2 separate regions of the Mus musculus genome follow, and region 1 is linked to region 2. A link is a loop called in an ENCODE intact Hi-C map of the cell type or tissue named here. Cell type or tissue: left cerebral cortex. All regions are shown on one strand.

Region 1 (8,000 bases), 120 kb before region 2:
AGGGCTTAATAAAAAAAAAAAAAAAGAAAGAAAGAAAGAAAAGGAAAAAAAAAAGCAGGTTAACAGCATCCTCTGCATCTCCATCAGTCCCAGTGTCAGAGACGAAGGCTGTTTCTGCCTGCGTCACGTAAGTCTAGCCCAACACCAGCCCAAGGGGTGACGAGACAACAGGCATAGCGGACAAATAGGGGGGAAACGAGGATGAGGAGAGGGCACCAGGGGCAACTGGACAACACTTACTGGACGATGACAACGTGCCAGGCCCTCTGCTGAATGCTTACCAGGATGGTTGTTCCTCACCACCACACAAGTAGGGACTGTTGTCCCTGCACGTAACGTTACGTTTTAAAGTTTTAAAGGCGGTTTAAGTAGCCGAATTTTGTGGTTGAAAACTCACTCTGGCAAAGGAGGATTTTAGGGCATGGCGAGGAACACTGGGCAGCACCGGGCATGGAATCGTGGGGGTCTCACTGACTGAAGCTTAACTGGATTAGGGCGACATACCTCTCTAAATTGTAGAGGGAGATGCAGGGTTTGTTTGTCTTTGGTTGGTTAGTTGGTTAGTTGGTTGGTTGGTGGGTGGGTTGGTTGGTTGGTTGAAAAGAGGCAAATGAAGAAGGCAAGATAATAAAGCGTGAAGTAGGTAGCACACATGGTCTTCAGACCACTCCAGGGAGGGTAAGGTTTGAGGCACAGGCCTATCTTCTATCTGGCAGTGGTGCACATAATGAGAATAAAGAAAACACAGAATGTGTATGCATCCAAAGAGATGTTTTATGTCTCTGGATGCCCAAAGCTCTTCACATGAAAGATTGAGATAAAATTCTACAGGGCTCTAATCACAACCCAGGCACTGAAGGAGAAAGCCGCCCACACATCCTCTTGCAGGTGCACAGACTTCCCATGTGAGAGAACACTGGGCAGGCCGTGTCCATCTCGACATGTGAAATGACTTAGAGAGAGAAAATTAATGAGTTCTCAGCACATACTTCTCTGTGGCACCTTCTTCCAGAGGTTAGGTCCACCCGTAAACCCTACGCAGAAGGAATTATTAGCAGAGATGAATTTATTTATCAAGCTACACATTCTTCTATCTCTGCAGAGGCGTTTACAGAGTGGTACAGACAGTTCAATTAAAATGCAATTATCCCACAGAACCGCTATGTCTGTGGCAAGGCAGCTCTGTCTGAAGGCTGAGGTGCAGGGCTGAGAAACGGGGGTCTGGGCGTGCTGAGGCTGGTTTAGTCAGGGACCTCCAGAGAATGAAGACCCACCCAGACTCAGTTTCCATGTAATTACTTCAAGAAGAGAGGCAACTGAAAGCAAGTAGGTGGGACACTGAAGTGCTCGAGAATGAATCGGAGCATCTTAAATGCCACTTCATCCAAAGACAGTCCTTTGGTTCTTATAATTTTGTCTTTTTCTGTTCCAGTCTTTTTCCCAACTTAAAAAAAAAATCACTTGATTTGAATTTGTATTATAGGCCTTAATATATTCTAGTTTGTTCCAAGTTCTTTATATAGATGCCTATAATCTTCTTAAAATTTTTGGAGACATTATAATTTAAGATTTGCATGTGCCTAAGACTGTGCTTTATATATAACAAGTCCTGAGGATTTGTTGAGTGTCTCCCAGCCTCTGGAGGGGGGTTCATGACTTCTACGGAAAGTGTATTGTTGGTGTTAATCCATAGGCCGTAATCTCCCAGAAGACAATTACTAGATTTCTCTGTTTGCCTATGTAACTCTGGTATCTAGCACAGAGCCTGGCACACTTTAGACGCTCAAAGCATGCACATTCAAATGAATGGATGAAGGCATGATTAAATGGGTGAATGAATGAATGAATGAATGAATGAAAACTGTGACTAGCAGTGTTTTGTGGGTTACAAAGTATGGCACAGGAAGCCATACTTTGGTTTACTGGAGAATTTTAACCAGGAAGGGAAGGGTTCAAATGGGAGTCTGGGGAAGCAAGAAGGTTTTGTGTCTGTCATTATTGGTGATCGTTTTCTAAGGAAAGGCCATTAGCATGACTGTCGGCTTTAGGGAGGGGTTTCCTCTACCTGCAGTCCCCGCTCTGCCTAATATGGGAAGCACTTTTACAGCAAACCTTTAGTGACACCAAAATAAAGGTCATGGGTTAGAGAGGGTTGGTACTACATATAACTAGGTACTAGCTGTCTCCCAGAAGAGGGGGGAGCAGCTATGCTGAGCCACAGTTGGGGAAGCTGGGACTAGAGTTTAGATCATTTTCAGTGTCATAAGAAAAAAATTACACTCCTCATTATGATACAGATTAGATTGTATGCATGAGTTATCAATTTCCGAGAATATACAGTAACTACAGCCCCACGGGAAGAGAACAGTTTTAGCTTTCAAGACTGTCATTTAAAAGAGACTCCACTGTGCCATAATATTTCAACTTTGACTTCTCCACCACCGCAGCCTGGAGACTTCAGAGATTTAAATTCTTCTAATTTTTCAAAAGACAGAGGCAGATGATCGCTCTTCAGACTTAGAGCAGCATCCGTTGGGTTTTAGTTGCTAAAAATCAAGACAATTCTCCCTTTAAAGGGTGTGGATATTTTTATATAAAATTATAAGCTGCAAGTTTGATTGTAGAGCACACTAAATTCTTCCTGCATTTCCATAGAATCTGGCTCCGTGTCTCGTATGTGCTCAAGAGCACATGAGTCACCAGAAAAATCTTTCCCATCCTCTCTGACAATGTGGTTCTCCTTTCTGACGGTGCTACAGTTTCTCTCTATACTCCTACGTATTTCTTACCCATTTTACTTCCTTTAACAAACCGCTAGCAACGCTCTTGACAGACTACAATTTTCTAATTTTTTTTGCGAGCTGGGGAAATTCATACTTTTTTTTTTTTTTTAATGGCTGGCTTTGAACTTGCTATGCGCTCCAGGTTGGTTTCAAACTCATGGCTCCTCTTGCCTCTGCTTCCTGAGTGCTGGGGTTATCCCTTGATTTGTAAAAAGGTAGAGTCATGTGTTGTGGCACATGCCTTTGATCCATGGAATACGGAGACCAGAGAATTGCCCTAAGTTGGTGCTAGCTTGGATTATACAACACTTTTGAAGCCATCCAAGGTCATATAGTGTGTGTGTGTGTGTGTGTGTGTGTGTGTGTGCATGCGTGGAATTGTATCAGGTTGGTTTTTATCTATAATTTAAAGGCAGGAGAACATTTTGAGGTGCAGTCGTGTTTTAATAAGCAATGTCCTAGACTGTTGGCCGAATCCCAGCACAGTTAGTCCAGCGGGACCTTTTCCTGCTAGGGTTTCAGCTCAGGGTCACAGATGATTTATTTCTGTTTTTCAGTTCAGCCTGGGGTCCCAGCCCTTTGGTTGTGTGGTTCTTCATGCCGCAGCCTCTCTCTTATTCCTTTCCCAACTTTACTAGAGAGAGGACATTAGAAAATCATCTATGATGCCAAACTATAATCTCAAAAAAAAATACCTTGTCATTTAAGCTGCTATTTTGACCTAATTAAGGCTAGATTTTTTCCAACCAATTTCCTCATTTATAAGGCGAATCTGATTTAGAAACCCTGTGCAAGCGGTCTCCAAGGTGTGCTTCCATGGATCTAGGCTTGTCCTTCCTGTCCTATCTTAATGAGCTCAGTAAGGCTGTTTATGGATGATGGAACAGCTGCCAGATTCCACCCCCAGGGTGACAGCAGCTCAAATGTGGGAGAAGTGAGTCTTAAAATTTGCATATTCTGTATACATACAGTAGGCATATATATATATAGAGACACACACACCCATCTCTATTAATTTTAAAATGAGATTTCAAAATCCTCCTTGTCTACTCCATTCTTTTGTCAGCAGGATGAATGGAATCCAGGTATATTCAGATAAAAATGGGTGAGAGCAGGCAGGAGTCAGGGGAGGAGCTGATGCCAGGAAGCAAGGCGGGAGGAAGTGGCATCGAGGACCAAGATAATTACGGAAGAGGTGGAGGGAAATAAAACAGCTCAAGGTTAAAGTATAATCGGAAGCCCTTGGTGACAGACTGGACAAGAGGAGTGAAGAGTAAGGAGTTCCTGGTTATGACTTGAGATGTTAGGCAGACAGTGAGGGATGCTACCCGCTAAGATGAGTTATATAGACTTTGGTTTGTAGTAGAAAAGCAAAAGAGGGTTGGGGGGAGGAACAGTTGACTAATTCTTAGAGGCTAAGGCTTAAGAGTCTGTAAGACATCTGGCTGGAGACATTAAAAAACAGTTGGATGTAAGGGTCTTAGCAGCAGAAGTTTGGAAGGTCGTGACTGGGAATCATCAGCATATGGGTGCCGGCTGAAGCTATGGGAGTAGATAGGATTTTCCAGGCAGCGGACCACAGACCACGCAGGAACAGCAACGCCAGGAAGATGCACAGAGATAGGAAGCAGCAGTGTCAGAACAGGTAGAGACAGAACAGAATGTGGAGCCAGAAAGGCACAGAAGATGATTGCACGGGGCGGCCAGGGCTTTAGAGGAGAGGAGAGAGGTTTACAGAAGGGGGCGGAGAAGCAGCCATCAGACTTAGCAATCAGGCGGCTTGGCAGGAGCAAGTTAGCTGAGTTGGTGAGAGGGGAGGAAACAAGACATGGAATAGGAAAAGCTCTTTCAAGGGGTTTGGCTGCGAGGAGTGGAGGGTGAATGGCGAAGCAACACTGGGGTGTTTTACAAACGGCTGTACTCCTACAGAAGAGACATGAGCATGTTCTGAATGGTGACAGCAAGACAGAAGGTTACAGCTGGGTGGTGTAAAACAGATGAAGTGTGGATATCCAGCCCACAACCCGAAGGCGATGGATCCAGACCAGCCCGGAAGAAGCCCACATTTGTCATACGACAGAGAAGGACCTGAGTAGCAGCTGTAAACAGTGGGGAAAGGAGTGCCTCTTACCCTCTCCCACTTGGTAACCACGGGGCTCTTTTCTACATAGCTCATCGCAGATGCCTTTCCTAACTATCGCTGTCATCAAGGGAGCCAGCCAACGGGACGAAGCATGTGCTAAAGAGGACAGCACGAAAGAAAGAAATCTGTCCTGCATGGATGCCACCAGACTGTGTGAGCAGCCAAGTCAGCAACTCCTGAGTCTTGGGAATTCTTGTCATAACACATTCTTTTTTTCTACTTCTAATTGCAATGGGTTAGTACGGTCCTATGGGGTCAAAGTGATGAAAAACCGCAACAAGCAAAAAAGGAGGAAAGATTAAGTCTAGTCTGGTCTACATAGCAAGTTTCAGGATAGCTAGAGCTACAAGTAAGCCTCTATTTTAAAAAAGAAAACATTAAAAAAAAGAAAGAAAAAAGTGGAGAGGCTTATTAATAAGCCTTAGTTTATTGTGATAATTCATTAAACGAAGAGTAAGGTGAAGGAGTCCTACTGATACAGAGAAAGAATGGTGGGGTGTAAAGGGAACGCAGCAACCAAAAGCCCGTGTGACGTCCAGGCTGTTTCCTTTGCCCGCTCCTCCCTCCAGGGAAATGGACTGTGCTGCCGGTCTCTTGCTTTCCCTGCACGCCCTTGATCATTAGCTTTTCCTTCTCAGTTTGTGACTCATCCTCAGACTCAGACGTCAGAAATCTACTAATAGTTCCAGGGATGAGAAAAAAAAATCACAAATACCAATTACTCACAGAGGATACCCACTCCTGCCACAGCCAGACCCTGGAGGTTCATTGTGTGGGCTGGGTACCCTTTCTCACCTCCCACATATACAAACTGCAGGCACTGAAGCCAACTACACACAGTCTTAACCTTCACAGCCACGTAACCCTGTTCGAATGCCTCCGGTAAGCAGTACCACAACACATCTCTACCTCTCCATCCTGCTTGCCCCTTGGCCTCTACTTATCCCTCTAATCAGCCCTCTTTACCGATGGTCTAATTCCTGCCTCTGATCGGCAGTGTTAGATCTCTTGAGGTCATCCTGAAGTTTTCCTTCTTTGCTTTATTTCTTAACGTCTCTTCTCTTTCAAAATATTTCTCAGATTTACTTGGCATTTTGATTCCCACCGTAGTAAAACAGATGTTCAACTTCCTGAGCAATGTATCCAGAGCTTCCTCCTCCGTCTCTGAGCCTCCCTCCCACCTTACCACCTGACAGCTCTCTGCTCAACCATCTACCTGGAGCAGCTCTCACTTGCCCTTTTAGACAGGCGTCAAGGCCGGCCGTAGTGTCCGGCAAGCCCTTCTGTCTTCTTCCAGGCAGCCTGCCAAGGTGCTCGCTGACAGGTTCATATTCTGTGCCTGGGATTCCACTGAACTACCTACTGACCTTCCTTCGCTGGGGCAGTCAGCCGCCACACAGTTTTCCTAAATACTTCTCATCCATCCTGGTCCAGTTCAGATCTCATCTCCTCCATGAAAATGCTGTAGTAGTCCCACCTCTTTTATCTTTGGACTCTAAGCACCATATTCTTCAGCGTCGGATTGTCTTAACGAAGGTCCATTCCCTCCTTTGAGAAACCACATCCTACACAGACTACTGTCCCTCACACTCGATGATACAGGTGGGCATGAGATCACTATTAACCACATGATCGTTGTTTACTTAGCAAACTCCTTCTTTTTATAGTTTTAGTTAATGAAAACATGAACAGGAAAGCAAGACTCAGAGTGTCCTTTAGCCCCCTGGAAAGCCTGAAGTGCACCCCAAAAGATATCTACCTCAGCTGGAAGGGCCCCTTTTCTGGAACAGAGATCACTGTTTTTCCAAAGATACATCACTGAAGAACTAACTGTCCTTATCAGCAAGGAATGAGGGAGGGCCCAAGTCAACATTGGGTGGGGCAGTCTGGGACTACAATTACCACTGTGGCTTCCTCCAGTGGAATCACTTGGTGCCAGGGGAGGTGGATGCGGCTTGTCCATCAGCATGCCAGAAGAGGGGGCTCCTCCCAAAGGGACAGAGGGGATGGAGTAGGGGCCGGGGACACCGGAGACAGAGGGAGGGTACCCGGCCTTGGCTGCTTTCCCTGCTTCATACACTGTGGAGGGAGATGAAGAGCAAGAGAGATTATGTAGACCCACCCTCCACAACCCTCACACCCAGAATCCCTGGGGTTCCATTCTTTCAAGGAGCTCCTAAACAAACATCTGCTCGTTCTTCCAGGACTGAACTGGTTCACTGGAATCACCAGACCCTCTCCCGCTTGGGTTCCTCCAGCTCCATGAGACAGGTAGCCACGGGAGGAACTACAGTGTTTAGAGTCTGGTAACTGACCAACACTGAAATGGATCTAGGAGCCATTGTGGCAGCATCTCCACTTGGAACTGCCCTGTCTAGGAGTTACCATGGTTCCTCCAGTGGGGGGTAGCAAAAGGGTCATTGAGGGATGTTTCCAGGAGGCAAAGCCAGCACTGGGTGTGCACATAGCCCCCTGTCTGTGTTTTCAAAAACAGAGACAGTAACCCAGGTCCTTCCACCACTGTTTCATACCTAAAGTTTCTAAAGATGGAGTGTGCCTCTCTCTTTCAAGATGCATTTGGTCTGTGGTTGGGATGTCAAACACAATGCCTTCATGGGCTTGGCCAGTGAGCTAACCCTGTGCATCCCCAAATGTGGACTGATCCCTATTGTGGTCATATTCAGCTTATGTGTAAATACAACTCATGGGTATCTGCTGGATGGTGCCCCAAAGTCACAGTTTTTATACCCCACTTATAAAAGGAGGGTATTCTCGGCACCGAAGGGCAATGACCTTGGTAGGTCTCTGTTTGAATGCTCCGAGGAGAGGTGCAGCGTTACCCCAAACATCACCATTCTGATTCCGCCCTTCCTTTTCATCTGCAATGTCCATGAGCGTTAGGAATGCATGACACGCGTGGATAAACCGCATGCAGAGGGAGAGATGTGCATGGAGGTGAGGTGGAGAACAAGAACAGCCTTCCCTGCAGCCAGAGGTAAGAAGTGGAGGAGGAGCCCTAGGGCACATGGCTGTCAGATGGAGAGGTGATATTTCTTTGGATGGCTCCACATCGC
Region 2 (8,000 bases):
ATACTACCAAAATGTCTCTAAATTATGCCATTTTTCATTTCTGCCAATAAAATCTGGATCAAAGCTCTTGCTCTCTCCTAGCAGTAACAATAAGTATGTGGTTGGATTGTGGAGTTTTTCCAGCCTCCTTGGTGAGAAATGGTGCCATTTAAATTCCTCTTTCGGTAAGATAAATGAACGTTAGTGTTATTTCACAGAAGTAAGGCTAATTTTCACTTTTTCTTTGTGAATTGTCGGTTCACATCTCATAGGAGGCCTTTCCTCATGCTTCAAATTATCTTTGTGTAAATTAAGACAGGCCCAAATTATAGCAAGTATAGAATATGTCAAAATGGCCTCAGGTCCTATTGAAATTGGGTTAAGAGGTGGGGGGCATGGAATATCACAGGACTCTAACATATACACAAAAGCAAAAGTAGTTTTCAATGATTATAGTTGAATTGTAAGACAAATACTGGAAGCCAGGCATGAGGGTACTTGCATATAGTCTCAACACTGGTAAACGAAGACAAGAGAATCAAACAAGGCCAGCCTGAGCTACATAGTGAGACCCTATCTCAAGACAGTTACAGCCGAAGTTAGGTATCTTAGGTAGTCAGGTTCATTGCATACAATAATCCATCTAATAACTACTATGTGCATACTATGCCCAAGCCCTTTCGGGAGCACTAGAAATACAACAATAAATGTTCTCTCCTTTCTTGAGGACCAATAGAGAAGAAAATGCCATTCTTCCGATTGGAGCTAAAAGACGAAGCCTAAAAGATTATGCTCATATTTTGCCCCCTACATTTGCATTTTCCTCAGTAGGGCTAGCCACCCATGGCTGGAGCACTTGGCAAAAGACTGTTAATAGCAGCAATAACCGTCCTAGTTTCCACCACAAAGATGACTGGTCCCCCTGGGAGAGGATCTCCAGGCTCATGTTCTCATCACCTATAAAAGGAAAGAAATCCAGAGACCTTAACACTTTTCCAAGTCTGAAGGCCTCTGGTGTTCAGGTCTTCCTGGGCTATTTCTACAGCATCAGCCTTTGAGAAGCGTAACCGGGACCCCAGACCCCCAGCCCAGCCTGGCAAATGCATCCTTAGCGGTGCTTGGTGGCATTGTTTCAGCTTGACTGTTCCTGGGCCAAACCTCAGAACTCTGCAGGGTCATGGAACAGGTTCAAAAGGACCACAGGATGTTTGCAATGTGACAACGAAAGTCACTTCGAGAAAAGTGGGAGAAAGAAGACAAAAGTGCCTTGCTGGGGCAGGAAGGCTGCTCTGAGCTGATAAATTATATAAATTGTTCCTTACCAGGGAAGGGCTAAGGCTTGTAAGAAGAAAAAGCATATGTAAGCAAAGTAACATTTATTGAAGGCTTCCGCCCCCACCCCTGGCCCCAGAACGTATAGTAAAGCATAGTAAAGACCAGAACTTAGTTAAACCTCTCACTAGCCCCTTCATGGCTCCTGAGAAGTCACTTCAGTGTCCCGAGCTTATCTAGAAATTGAGAAGAAAGCGGCGTACTTAGAAGGTTGGGATGGGTCAGGGTTTTCCGCTCTGCTTTCCATATTCCTTTTGTCCCCTGCGCTGCCTCTTTCCTGTGCGCTCCCACCTCCAGCAGCATGAAGCGCGCATGCCCATGCAAGAGATTTGGGTAGGGAGACTGGCAAGCTGGGGTGTTGCTGAGTCTAGTTTCTCCAGAAAATTGCTTATTAGTGTTTCGGGAGGGTGTTTGAAGCTCTTCCTCGATGCCCGGTGAGATGAGACACTCAGAATCCACTCCACAAAATCCTGCTCCAAGGCAGCTGCTGCCTCTGCTCCTTCAGGAGTGACAGGAAGTGGCTGCCCATCAGCCCAAGAGCTCGCCTCCTCTCTGGCAGAGAATGCAAAGCTTCTGGCTTCTCTGGCTTTGATTGCTAAGTGAGGCAGACAGAGTAAGCAGCCTAAAATAAGAGTCCAGGTGTCTCCCTGCAGAAACTCTCTTCTGCCTTCCCTGCTGGGCCAGAGATGCTTAAGTGGACAACAGTGTCACTTGGGGACTCCAGTGCTTTGAGCGATGGGCCCCTCTCTCATCGGAAGGTCATCCGATGCAATGCAGGGCATGCTCTCAGTCTGAAAGTGCTGAAGGCTTGCCTCGCCTGGGCAAACCGACACGCAAAATCAACAGAGATGCGTCGTCACGGCTAGTGGGAAGTTGGGGAGTGAACTTCTCCTGAGGACAGAAAAGCTTACTGCTGTAAATAGACTAACCCTGACTTGTTGAGGGAGTCAGAAGATTGCCACCCTCCGAATAAGCTGTGCTTGGTTAAGTCTTTCAATCCCTCTGGTTGTGTTTTGTGAAGAATAGAATAGAAACATAAAGGCTTTTTAAAAAATGATCTAAAGGGAAAGGGTCCTATATTCTATAGCTTTGTGGACCGACTTGTCCTGGGCTTACCTCAAGCCTTTCTGCAGGTCTTTCCCATCTCTCTGAGCTTCCCTCCTCCACCCGCTGTTAAACGTCCTCAGAAAGGGACCTCAGCACTTGCTCTCTACACACCCTACTCCCAGAGGCTTCGTCCACACCAGGACTACATCCACTTAGGTTTTGGTTTGTTTGCATTCTGTCTTAGACAGGAAGGAGAATGCTTTCTTTTTCTGAAACAAGGCCTCACCCTGTAGTCTGGGCTACTCTGTGCCAGCCAAGGTGGCCTAGAACTTCAGGCACTTTTTCTGCTTCTGACTTTTGGGTTCTAAATTCCAGGATGGCACCAAGCCTGACTTCTCCCCTTTTGATGCCTGTGACCCCAGAGCCCCCAGGTCAGCCACAACTCCCCAGAGTGCCACACAACTAACCTCATTCCCCTAAGGTGTTGCTTCTAGTCTTCATCGCTCATTCAACTCTGTCTTGTCTTACAAAGACTGTGAGGCAGACTTAATAAATGCACAAAAGGCGAAAACTGAGAAAAGATAGCATAAGTGTGAAGATATGACGGGAAGAAGAGATGAAACTATGGATAAAATTTGTTCGGCTACTCCATTTTGAAAAATTCTATGTAGTGCAGCTTTCACTCTGAGTTTCCTAGCAACCATTGCAAAGAAAAAGCAAGCTACAGTGTGAAGTGTCTTTAAATTAAAATGATACATAGCAAGTCCATTGTTTATGAGCGACAGTGACCTTCTTTCTAGTAAGCAGATTTAAGAGAAAATTCCCCAGGCTATTCTTTTCAACAAATAACTTGCAATGTACTAAGGCCGTGTCTTTGACAACATCCTAACTATAAATATGAAGGTAGAGCGGCTTAATGCTATTCCTGACAACTTCCTACAATACCTAGTGGAATGAAGCCAAGTATTTATGCAAAATAATTCCCGAGTCAGGACGGTAAACCAAGTATATAAATCTGAGAGCTTGCCTTGAGAACAGGGTTAAGTAACTATTGCCTGCTTCGTATTGTTCTTCAACCGGGTTTTGGAATTATTGTTTGGCCGTGAGCCCAAAGTTAGTCTCTTGAAGTCTTGGGACTGCAAATGCTCTGTGCCCGGTTTAGGTGCAGATGTTCTCTCTGGGAAATCCAGCCAAGGCAGGAAGGAGGTGAGAGTGAACTGTATCCTTTTATGGAAGGCAAACTACCTCCTATAAATACTGTCCAAGCAGAAACCAGGGAGGCTGCGCTAGCCCAATCCTGCAGGCCTGTGAGACCAGGCTGGACCTGCTCTGGGTTACACTGTGTTGTGTTGAATCATTACCCCAATTTATAAAGCATTGGCCTTGACCCAAGTTACTCCATTTTAAGCCTAAGTACCACAAAAGAAAGCCTGAGCCTTGTTCACACACACACACATGCGCACACACACATGCACACACATACACACACACACATGCACACACACACATACATACATGCACATACACACACATGCACGTGCGCACACACGTGAGCGCGCGCACACACACACAAGAACCACACTAGCCCATACACCGGGAGGCACTAACTGGTAATTATCTATTGCCAGTAAATGACAATACTGTAAATACGCCAGTAACACCAGACAAATGGGCTTATTGATCACAGATGTAATCTCGGAGCTCCCTCACCTAGGAGCATCCCAAGGGTAAATTTGGCAAGCAGACTGACTGGTCACCCAGCCATTTGCCATGAGCCTCTTCCAAGAAAATTGTCACAGGGAACAGACTCCTGCCTTTGTCCCCAGCTCCAGTTCCAGCCTAGTTACATTCTCTTGCCCTTGACAGCCAATGAACATCAAGCTGACCATAAATTGCCCTAATCCGCCTGCCCCCGCACCTGATATCTGCACTAGACTCTAAGGTCTTGTCCCCTGAAGACTCCTCCTTGTGCTTGTGTTAGCCCTTTGCCTCCAACTTCAGGAAGGCTTGTGAGCTCTCCCACTACGTTCATTAACCCTTTCTCAACCATCCTGCAACCTGCAAGTATGTGTGGAAATCATATTAAATCCAGCATATGATTTGAGAGTTAATATCAATGCTTGAAATAAACGAACCTGTGACTGCCAACAGCCAGCTATCAAGCACAATCAAGATTAATTGACCTTTTGTCAATTAATTGGCTGGAGAGATGGCTCAGCACTTGAGGGTACTGGTTGCTCTTCCAGAGGACCCAAGTTCATTGATCACCACCCACGTGGCAACTCACTGCTGCCTGTAACTCTATTTCCAGCGGGAGCCCAACACCCTCACACAGACATACATGCAGGTGACACACCAATGTACATAAAACAAACCCTGATTTTAAAAAGATGACTTTTAAAACAAAATGAATTGACAAGTCGCAGCTAACAAAGCTGATATACCTTGAGAAATGTTTATTATTCGGTTCATTCAGACACTGTGGAAAGACACAATCATCCGGGCTTTTTCTGGGCATGGGGGCATGGCATGCCAGCTTCAAGCACCAAGCGGGTGCTGAGCCAGAAGAAGTAAGGAAGGCGCCTTCATTGGGCTCTCAACCTCTGGACCTAGGATGCCTCCATGCTGTCAAGAGCGGAACTTCAGATTTTTTTTTTTTAACCAGGAAGGGTCTCTCTGGGGATCAATGTCTCCTAGAGGCAGGGTAGTCTCAGGGTCTGGAGCCTAAGCAAAAATTTGCGGATCCATACACCTCATAGCCTTGGCCACATGATTTAAATGCAACTAGGTGGACAGGTCTGGGCTTTATTTCTCTATAGCTTCCACAACACACACTGCCATCTGTCTGCCTGTCTGTCTATCTGTCCATCTCTCTATCTTTCTCTCTCTCTGCCTGAGAATGCCACCTCCATACACAGGAGCATATAGAAAGTATTAGAGAAATGATGACCACAGAAAAGCCCCATTAGAGAGACAATCACAACAAATCTAGTTTTGCAGTCTTAATTGGGTTTTATTTGCAATTCTAGAATCTGGCAGCAAAACAGACTACTGCAGCTCAGCACACTTGCAAATTACATTTCTAGTGAGAAAAAAGGAGGTGACACAGAGACGGAGGCAGGCACAAAGGGAGTCAGGTTAGTCACAGTTGTTGGCTTCACCTGAATATAGTCTAGACAGTTGGCTACCTGTGATTGGCCAACGCCTATGGGTGTAAATGGCTGGGATCCAGCTATTCCTTATAAAGCCAATTCCTCAGTTGTTAGGTTTTCTATTTATTTACTTGTTGAGTTAGATTGTAGCTTCTTACATAAGGACTCAGGCCAAGTTTAGTTTAACTTGGTCTGCAACCAGTAGAATTCCAGTAGAATCCTTCTTACAGAATGGCAGGTGATAGGTAAATGCACTGTTGTTTACAGTTTGGATTTGAGGTGTCTCCCCCAGAGCCTTGTGTATGTGTGTTTAAAGCTTTTTCTCTAGCTGGAGACACTATTCTGGGAGATGCTGGAAACTTCAGGAGGTATAGCTCTACTAGGTCACTGGATGCATGTGTCCACGGGGACCATATCTTGTCCTAGGCCCCATGCTGTCTTGCTGTCTGCTTCCTGTTCTCCATATGTGAGTCCCTTGCCTCCCTACAGTGATGCTCCGTCTCACCACACTTTAACCTAGAAACAGTGAAGCCCAGTGATAACAGACTGAAACCTAGGAAACCATGTGCTAAAATAAATCTTTCCTTTAAATGACCTTTCTTGGGTATTTGGTCAGAGTGAAAGTATGACTCACATCAGATCCAAACTACAAAAATCTTGCGCACGCTCGACTGGCCAGGAAGAACGACGCTGCAACAGGATCCTTTTGCACACGTTTATTGGGAGAGCTTGATTGTAGAGGCGAAAAGACTTCGAGCCCAGAACTAGTGCTGCTTTTATAGGCCTAGGAGGGGCGTGTCTCACACCCGGATTGGTTATGCACTAAGCCTCATTTGCATGTTCCTCATCTGATTGGCTACTCTCTCTCAGTACCTTACAGAACCTCATTATCATACCTCATTTGCATGTCTCACATCTGATTGGTTATACTCCCAGTACCTTACAGAACCTCATTATCATGCCTGGGCCAGGCAGTGTCTTTGCAAAAAACTTTACTGCATATGTACACATTGGTTGTTTGTCCAATCTTATGTGTGGTGGCCAGCAGTAGTCAGTGCCACTCAGCAACGGCACATGTGGCTTCCCACATCTCCCCCTGTTTGTTTTAATAAAATGAGGCTGGACTAGGCCTGTGCAATTATGCCCATCCGCCGTGGCTCCTGTTTTAGGTTGTTCCTCTAATGTCACAGCCTTACCCGTCATAGGGTAACCCTATCGCCACCGGGCCCCATGTCTTAGGTTGGACTGTGCACGAGGAAAGTTGCCCGTCTCTGGATACCGCAGTGCTGTGTGACAATAACTGCTAAATGACCTAGGGCGAACTCTGCAAAAGAGGCCAGCCAAAAAATGAATTAGTGGGGAAATCATGATCACCCTATTGATGAGCAAGGGCTGATCAATGATCGTTGAGTCTCTCTCATCTAATCTCATGCTGACTAATTCTTGAGCATAGATAACCAAATTTCAGGGGAGGAGCCGTTTTCAATAGCTAAAAGTGCCTGAGTTATAATCACCTTGTCACGTTTTTGTTGAGTTCTGAATTTGCATACCAATCAGAGCATGAACACCAGTCCACAGCATATGGCAGCACCAAACAAAATCACTCCCACCCATTCCTTAAAGTAAGAAAAAGCAGAGGTAAGCCAAGAGGTAAAGTCTCCAAGGGTCACTGGTTCCACTCTGGTCCCATTAAGGTTCAGGATCTGCATCTGCAGCCTCGTCTGCAACCTTTCCAGCTCCTGCGACCAGTTCCCCTTCAGGTAATTCGATAGGTCTGTACTTTTAATAAAAGAATTATTAATGTACCTATTGGGAGTAATACACACATGCAAAGTGGATGCCACACAACTCATTTGTATGACATCCATCATCTGTTCCATGTCATGTTGTAAAATATCCACTCTCCGATTCACTAACATTAACCCTGAGGCGATATGAGAATCCACCCTTTGCAGGGTAAGCAATGCCTCAGACGTTTTTTCTGCTATCTGACTTATAGTGTCAGCAGTATTAATTTGATCTGCCCAATTAGAGATAATCTTTTTCTTAAAAAATATACAGGGTGTAAAAGGTTTATCCACATTATGCACAAAGCATAATGTATAATTTAAATGAAAACTAGTACTCTTATACACCCGTGGCTCTTGAGGAGTTTGTCGTGCATAAGGCACATCCAAAAAACATTCCTTTGCAAAAAACAAAGGCTAGGTAGAAGAATTGGAATGTACCGGTAAAGGTACTGGCCATGATCTTACTATGGCCCATAAAGGTATACTTATCCTGGTTTCAATCATCAGGAGCAGGAGAATCATCTTGGGGTTCATCTTGCTCTTTCAGGGTCCTTGTCAGTCGCGTCGGGACCCAAAGTGGATTTTCTTCACCCTGTGGAAAAACACAAATAGCTCCCCGGGACCTGATTAAGATAGGATCCGGGCCATACCATTTATTATCAAGGACATTTTTCCATTTGACCATTTCATTGGGCGATTG

What was found. Hi-C counts contacts between places; a loop is a spot of excess contacts. Peaks named below come from ENCODE experiments on the same cell type or tissue, not always from the same donor. Only the 100,000 strongest peaks of a DNase experiment are listed, where the experiment ranks them.
Region 1: a loop joins it to region 2, with 1.9 times the contacts of the local background. A loop is called at or near these places in 2 of 42 quality-filtered maps.

Annotation. Positions count from the first base shown.
Region 1 is chr1:166,294,757-166,302,756 of GRCm38, reverse strand. Ildr2 (immunoglobulin-like domain containing receptor 2) reads right to left here. Exons shown (of 10, transcript NM_001164528.1): 6 at 6,829-7,005. Among named protein-coding and RNA genes, the nearest start is that of Ildr2, 45 kb to the right of the region's middle. In left cerebral cortex, no CTCF peak of the experiment used is centred here; DNase peaks (open chromatin) are centred at 3,966, 4,770, 5,682, 6,059 and 3 more places; H3K27ac peaks cover 5,722 bases.
Region 2 is chr1:166,178,677-166,186,676 of GRCm38, reverse strand. No RefSeq gene overlaps it. Among named protein-coding and RNA genes, the nearest start is that of Gpa33, 52 kb to the right of the region's middle. In left cerebral cortex, a CTCF peak has its summit at 4,981; DNase peaks (open chromatin) are centred at 1,787, 2,151, 3,115 and 3,512; H3K27ac peaks cover 3,027 bases.